Regions from separate parts of the Homo sapiens genome. Here regions 1 and 2 are each linked to region 3. A link is a loop called in an ENCODE intact Hi-C map of the cell type or tissue named here. Cell type or tissue: HepG2. All regions are shown on one strand. Region 1 overlaps DCDC2 (doublecortin domain containing 2). Region 2 has its middle 13 kb from the start of MRS2. Region 3 overlaps NRSN1 (neurensin 1).

Region 1 (2,500 bases), 180 kb before region 3:
AATCTAAAAGAAGTTACTTTATATAATTATAAAAAATACTTAAAAGCATTTAGATATTGCTGAGTATATCCAAATATTTCTGACGAGATTCAAATATCTATTTAGATATAATAAAGGTTAATTCTAAATATAATTATTCAATAACTTTTGTACTTTAGTATCGCATATCAAATAAAGGATTAGATTTAAAATATTACCATTTTGTATATAATATACGACCCATTCTAGTCCATATCATCTATTCCTGTCCTAGCTACTCAGGAGGCAAAGGCAGGAAGATCGCTTAAGGCCAAGAGATCAAGGTTGCAGTGAGCTGTGATTGTGCTACTGAACTCTAGCCTGGGTGACAGAGCAAGACTCTGTCTCTGAATTAAAAAAAAAAAAAGGTATATATAGACAACTTAAAAAACTTCAAACTAAGAATTAACTTTTATTTATTAACACTGTATAAGCAATGGCTCAATGCACTTTAAAGGGTTGAGTAGAGAGAGCTATGGGAATTATACATTGTTACCAGAGGGAATTCTCTTCCCGTCTTCCAGTTAGATAGGAAAGATTTTATAGAAGGGGCGATATTTCATTAGCTGTTTGAGTGAAAGAAGGAAGATGCCAGGAAGAGCTGGAAACAAAAGAAAGCAAATATATATCTTTATCATCCTGGAAGGAACAGGGAAGAAGCCTTCATTTTTTTGCCTTCTTTTTATTTCAATATTCTTTTTCTCCTCAAATATTGTAGTTTTAAAGTAAATATCCCAGTTGTTATAATTCATCTATAAACGATAAAAATGCCTAGTTTCTAAAACTGCAATTTAAGCCTTTTTGGCACTACTCTGCTGCGTAAGGGTTCATCGCAGTATTGAAAAATATGATTAAACCACAGCCTACCTAGACTTCTCTTATTCAGATAGAATAATTTCAGTTTCAAACATCATTCCCTGTGGATCCTGTTTCTCCATCCCTCAGTTGCTATGGCTGCCCACTCTTTCCTTTCTAAGTTCTCTCTGTCCCCCTTGAGCTGTGGGATCCTGTGTGAACATACTAATCTTGAAAGAGATGAAAGAGTATTGAATGGCAAAGATAGCCTGCCTTGCACACTAGCAAAGCAAATTTACAAGAGAGAAATTCTTTCAAGTGTTCTTTGTGGTGGTCCATTTTAAAAGGTTTTCTGATAGTTTTAGAGGCCAAATTCCTTCTCCTTTTGAAGCTAGACAAAATGACTTTTTAGAGCAAAGTTGCCCAAACAATATGTTTGTACAATGTGACCTGACCCTTTACTTTGGTTTATTATTGTACTCCCCACGGTGTGAAGATTGAAATTTATCTTTTGATACATAGGGCAGGTTTTAGAGTCTTTGGAACAGTACGTGTAGAAGTTACATTCAGCCCGGGGTTGTTTGGTAGTTGGTAACCTGGAAACGTAATTGCCACAACAAGCCATCCAAACAGTTATTCTTCTGAGTGCTCATAATGAAAGTAATACCAGGAGGGATCAGCCAGGAATTGACTAGACAGCCCTTGCAAACAAAACTGACTGCTACATTTTGGTTATTGCTAATTGGGGTACAGTAATTCTGACACACATTTAGTGGAATTTAAAAAATAATAATAATTCTACAGTAGTCCCTGATAATGGGTTCACTGAAGACTTTAGTTGGGACTAACACTGGATGGAGTATCATTCTTTTTTCATTTGAGGGGTAAAGTAGCTAATTTTTTCTTTGTATTCAAGAAAGTGTAAGAGACTTGCTTTCTTAAATAAATGTGTTTTTCCTCCAGTATTTCATACCATGCAAGTATTACAATTCAATGGAAAGGAACACAGTGTGGGCATTTGAACACAAGCCTCTCCCTGCCTGCCCCCTTTTTTATTCATTCATGTCTTCATTTTGGTATTATAAAAATAAATGCTGATAGAAGATAGCGCAGGAAAGAATGTTTCATGTGGGATGGATTTTGTGTCATCTCATGGATTCCTTGAATTATTTGTATTGAATGTAACTAAGGCACAAAGCAAGCTAGGCCTCTTGTTGCAAAACTTAGATGAATCATGGCAATGGGTAGCTTGGTTCTAACTCCAATTCCCCATTCTGTTTGGAATATTGGATGGCTAATGTTAAGTTGTTGCCCAAGTTGCCTGTCTGCATTGTATCTTAAGTTCCAAGTTATTACCATTCTTTCTTACCGTACCATTATAATTTTGGGATTGCAGGGTGAAAATGAGGAGTTGAAATGAAATAGGATAGCAATGGTATATTTTTCAACTACTCTTTCAATAAACCTAAGTTGAAAAGAGAGATTTAATTCAGCTTGTTTTTCTTCTTAATATTGATACTTACATACTCAGGAAAACAAACAAATGATAAAGTCTGTCCAGGAAGTCTAGCTTCTGTGCAAAGGGAATGAGGGTTAATATTCTCCTTCGGTTGTGCTATTTTTTTGTGTGCATACCTCTTTGATTACATTTACTGCCTACATTTTGGGTGATTAAGCTTCTTTAGCC
Region 2 (2,500 bases), 240 kb before region 3:
GAAAGACAACGGCTAAACATTGTAAGTATATCATAAGACAAAATAGCCTAAAAGAATGTAATCAGACATGAGACTGAGTTCATGAGAATCATATTTCCTGAATTTCTGATTTTATTGCTGGAGTTTTAGTGAAAATGTATTTGGCTTTGAATTTAATAAATACTATTTATAAAGTTTATGGCTTGTAGATTGCACATGAAAATGATTGTAGAATATTCTTATATCAGGATTTCTCAACCTCAGTTCTATTGACATTTTGGTCGAGATAATTCTTTCTGGGGATGAGAGGTGATCTGTGCATTGCAGGTTGTTTAACAATATTTCTGACCTTTACTCACTAGGTCCCAGTAGCACCCCTTCCCAGAGTTGTGACAACCAGAAATGTGTCTAGACATTGCTATTATCTTCGGAGTGGTTCTGGTTGAGAACCACTGTGTTTTATAATAAGGAGTAGGATCTACAAACCCCAAGACCATTCCATTTCTTTTTTTTTCTTTTTCTTTTTTTAATTTTTAGATGGAGTCTCACTCTGCCACTCAGGCTAGAGTGAAGTGGTGCAATCTCGTCTCACTGCAACCTCTGCCTCCTGGGTTCAAGCGATTCTCGTGCCTCAGCCTCCTGAGTAGCTGAGATTACAGATGTGTGCCACCACACCTGGCTAGTTTTTTGTATTTTTAGTAGAGATGGGGTTTCACCATGTTGGTCAGGCTGGTCTCCAACCCCTAACCTCAAATGTTCTGCCCACCTCAGCCCCCCAGAGTGCCGGGATTACAGGCGTGAACCACTGCACCTGGCCTCCCCAAAACCATTTCTTTTGTTTTAGAAGTTATATCCCTTTAAATGTTCATAGACATCTTCTTCACATATGGTAGATATTAAAATTTGTAAAACGGTTAGTAGACTCCAGCACTAAGTTAAATTTATTTTTCTTTAGGCTTTTATGACTTCAAATGTGTTCTGTTTTATTGTGTCCATTACCACAAAATGAAATCCCAACTTTGTGAGCTTTTTTTTTTTTTTTGAGATGGAGTCTTGCTCTGTCGCCCAGGCCTGAGTGCAATGGTGGGATCTCGGCTTACTGCAACCTCCACCTCCCGGGCTCAAGTGATTCTCCTGCCTCAGCTTCCTGAGCAGCTGGGATTACAGGTACCCGCCACCATGCCTGGCTAATTTTTGTATTATTAGTAGAGATGGGGTTTCACCACGTTGGCCAGGCTGGTCTCGAACTCCTGACCTTGTGATCCGCTCACCTAGGCCTCCCAAAGTGCTGGGACTGCAGGCATGAGTCCCCTGGCCCATTTTCCTTTTTAAAAACAGCACCTACAATGGCAGGTGGGCTTCTCTGAGGTCTGTGTCCATGACCTATCTGAGGATTCCAGGAGATGCCTTTTCCCATGATTTTCAAGAAGTTTGGCCACAGGAGGGAGCACTATTCCTAAGCTTGCTTGTTTATTCTTAACTATTTTTTTTTTTTTTTTTTTTTTTTTTTTTGAGACGGAGTGTCGCTCTGTTACCCAGGCTGGAGTGCAGTGGCGCGATCTCAGCTCACGGCAAGCTCCGCCTCCCGGGTTCACGCCATTCTCCTGCCTCAGCCTCCTGAGTAGCTGGGACTACAGGCACGCGCCGCCACGCCCGGCTAATTTTTGTATTTTTAGTAGAGACGGGGTTTCACCGTGTTAGCCAGGATGGTCTCGATCTCCTGACCTTGTGATCCGCCCGCCTCGGCCTCCCAAAGTGCTAGGATTACAGGCGTGAGCCACCGCGCCCGGCTATTCTTACCTATTTTAATACGTGCTTGTATTTTAATATAAGATTGTCAGAGAGAGTTAATTCCTATCTAGAAATCAGAAATATAACTAGATTTTACATCAGTACTCTGAACACATCTCCTTTCTTATAATCTAAGCTCATGCTGCCTGACACTGAATTTCTTTTTTTTAGTTACCATTTTTGAAATCAGTACTGTAAGATAGTACCTCAAGGTGAAAGATTGCTGCATCACATAGCTATTTTAAAATAATTTCTCAGAATAAGAGTATTAAAACTAACATTCTCTACTTTGAAGAAAATGCGTGGCATATGGTGACAGTTGATAATTGGTGCAGCCTCTACCTTTATATGAGATTGATGGGTATATTGAGAAGGTGTTGAATGTAAGGTAGCATTTTTTTCTTTTTCTTTTTTTTTTTGAAACGGAGTTTCTCTCTTGTCACCCAGGCTGGAGTGCAGTGGCGCAATCTCGGCTCACTGCAACCTCTGCCTCCCAGGTTCAAGCAGTTCTCCTGCCTCAGCCTGCGGAGTAGCTGGGATTACAGGTGCCCACCACCATGCCCAGCTAATTTTTTGTATTTTTAGTAGAGACGGGTTTTCACCATGTTGGCCAGGCTGGCCTTAAGCTCCTGACCTCAGGTGATCCACCCACCTCAGCCTCAGAAAGTGCCGGGATTACAGGCATGAGCCACCATGTCCAGCCCATTTTTTTCTTTTTATAAGCATTTAA
Region 3 (2,500 bases):
TATTGGTGGAACATAGAGCCTCTGGAGTCAGGCTGCTTGAATTTAAATCTTGCATATGTCAGTTACTGATTATCCTTGGATGAGTTATGCTCTCTTTGCCTATTTCATTTCCTGTAAAATGGGGATATGGTATTAGTCCTGACCTCATAGGGTTTTTGAAAATTAAATGAATTGATACATATAAAAGGCTTCAATGATCCCTCCCATGCAATACATGTTAGTTATTATTGTTATTGCTGCTATTTCTTGATGTGGTCTTGAATGATGAGTTCATAACCAGAGAATAGGCAGGTGGTTATTCTTGGGAAAATAAGCATTGTGAGTGAAGGCACAGGGGCATGAAAGTGCAGGCACATTTAGAGAGGGGAGACTGGTTGCATATGACTAGAATAAAACCATAATAAAACCAGAAAGGAGCTGGACAGATCCCAGGAGGCCTTGAGAGCCCACAAAGGAGCTGCTTACACAGCCCTTTGTTATTGTATTCTGGCTTGAGGTCCTGTTCACATAGTAACACTATTAATGGAGTTAGGGAATCTCTAACATACATAATTTCTAAAACCTCTGGGGACACCTTTTAATAGGTGGCATGAACTAAGTTGGGAACATTAAGAACTTATAGAAATATCTCTCTGAAGAAAACAAACAGGGAGGTGATAAGATTGAAAGCAAGAGCTCATTGGTCATATGTAAGAGGATTAGACTTCAAGGTAACTTTGAATTATGGAATCTTATCCAACGTGTGGAAGGTTTAGCAACGCAGAGTTTGGAAAGACATGGGGATGGGTTTTCTAGCCATACAGAGCCATTATCAGATATAGCAGCTCACCTGTGGGACAGTAGGTGTGGGATCACTGGAAGTGCCTAAGAAAATGCCAATGAGTGTTGACAAAGGGGTGGGGAAACGTGTGCCTGGGTGGGCCCATATTATCTAAGGTTTCTATCCAAGTGCCTGTGTGTACCTGACCTCTGGGCCAGAAACCATTTCTAAGTTTCTCCAGCTGCTATCTCAGCACTATAGGTATGCGGTTTCCCTTTGTTTTAGAAGTTTCAATACTGAAGGGAAGGACTGGTTTAGTGCAAGCAATGAGGCTGGGATCAAAGCTCTAAGGTCATCCTTGTTTGCCATACAATTGAGATGTCTGCCCAACCCAGGCCAGAAAATATCTTTAAAAAATGCATAGTCCACTGCTTCCCAGCCTCTGATTATATACGGCCTGCATTCTTTCCAAAGATCAAACTGTATTTCCTAATCCAATCCAGCCACCTTTCTCTGCTCTACCACAATAACTCCCAATCCTTGCCTCGTGGGCTGGGAGGGTCTTTACAAGTACCCACTTCCACGAAGCCTGGGCTGAACAGGAAAGACAGGGCATGCTGAATTGTTTGCAAACCCAGCTCCTACTTTATCCGCCTCGGCTTATTTTAGGCCTTCATCTGAGGAATAGAGTGCTTTTTAAATAGTTGCTGTTATGTCTGTACCTAGAAGTTCCCACCAGCCATCATTTTTCATTCTGGAAGCTTTTACAAGTCAGGTCTCGTCCTCAGAGATTCATTGGTATGCAAGACAGAAGCAAGCATGGAAAGCTTCAAACGATGTTGCCTTGAACAGATGCTTGGGGGCTTGCATAAGTCTTTAAAGAATACAATTAAAATGGTATTTCCACAGGAAGATAGAGAACCTGAGGAAACTGGAACGATTTCTCCAAAATCTGGCCAATGATCCTTGCTAAGGATACTGATTTGCCCTGTGTTTTATGCTGGACTATGCAAAATAAACACTGTGCACAAAGAGTACTAATTGCTTCATTTATTCTTCCATTTAGCCGGGGAAACATCAGAGCTTATTCAGTCTCAGAATGGAAAATTACATGTTGGAGAGAAAATAACCACACTGAAGGAATGACAATGCAATTCAGGTTCCACTTGTTCACATATTTTATTTATCCAGTGAAGGAAGAAAAAAAAAAGGGGGGGGGCTCTAAGGTGGCACAATTTTAAGAAAATACCATCCATTTTTCTCAGTCTAATCTGAATCCATACATTAAAACAAAAGTGCAAGTGATGAGATGAACATCTTGTTGGAGAACAAAGCATCTTGTTTGAGAATGAAAACCCTTTTTAAGGTTAATATCTACCAAGGGGTTCCTTATTTGAGGATGGCTTACTTTTGTTTTTTTAAAAATATGACAGCGTTGTATAAATTGCTGGGGTTGGATATTTAAGGGTAGATGGTGTGAAGGCTGCTGACTCAGTGAATTTCCAGGAGTCTCATTCTGAAAGAATCCCACCATGGTGACAGCCACAAAAACATCACAAACATCTGTTGGGGAGCGACTCGATGACACATGGCAAAAATGGAATCTCAGATGTTTGGGTAATGAGAGCCCAGACATATTGTGATCCAGAACTCCCATTATACAGAAGGGGAAAATTAGGACTGAGAGGTTAAATAATTTCCCCAAGATCACACAGGTAGTAGAAGGAACTAAAACTTCCT

Evidence for each region. Peaks named below come from ENCODE experiments on the same cell type or tissue, not always from the same donor. Only the 100,000 strongest peaks of a DNase experiment are listed, where the experiment ranks them.
Region 1: a loop joins it to region 3, with 4 times the contacts of the local background. A loop is called at or near these places in 1 of 110 quality-filtered maps.
Region 2: it touches region 3 in a loop (2.3-fold over the local background); 1 of 110 quality-filtered maps calls a loop at or near these places.

Annotation. Positions count from the first base shown.
Region 1 is chr6:24,329,185-24,331,684 of GRCh38, reverse strand. All of the region lies in intron 2 of DCDC2 (doublecortin domain containing 2), which reads left to right. Among named protein-coding and RNA genes, the nearest start is that of KAAG1, 26 kb to the left of the region's middle. In HepG2, no CTCF peak of the experiment used is centred here; a DNase peak (open chromatin) is centred at 1,234; H3K4me3 peaks cover 278 bases.
Region 2 is chr6:24,388,357-24,390,856 of GRCh38, reverse strand. No RefSeq gene overlaps it. Among named protein-coding and RNA genes, the nearest start is that of MRS2, 13 kb to the left of the region's middle. In HepG2, a CTCF peak has its summit at 1,412 (motif pointing right); a DNase peak (open chromatin) is centred at 1,406.
Region 3 is chr6:24,146,826-24,149,325 of GRCh38, reverse strand. NRSN1 (neurensin 1) reads right to left here. Exons shown (of 4, transcript NM_080723.5): 4 at 1,796-2,500. Among named protein-coding and RNA genes, the nearest start is that of NRSN1, 22 kb to the right of the region's middle. In HepG2, no CTCF peak of the experiment used is centred here; a DNase peak (open chromatin) is centred at 1,095.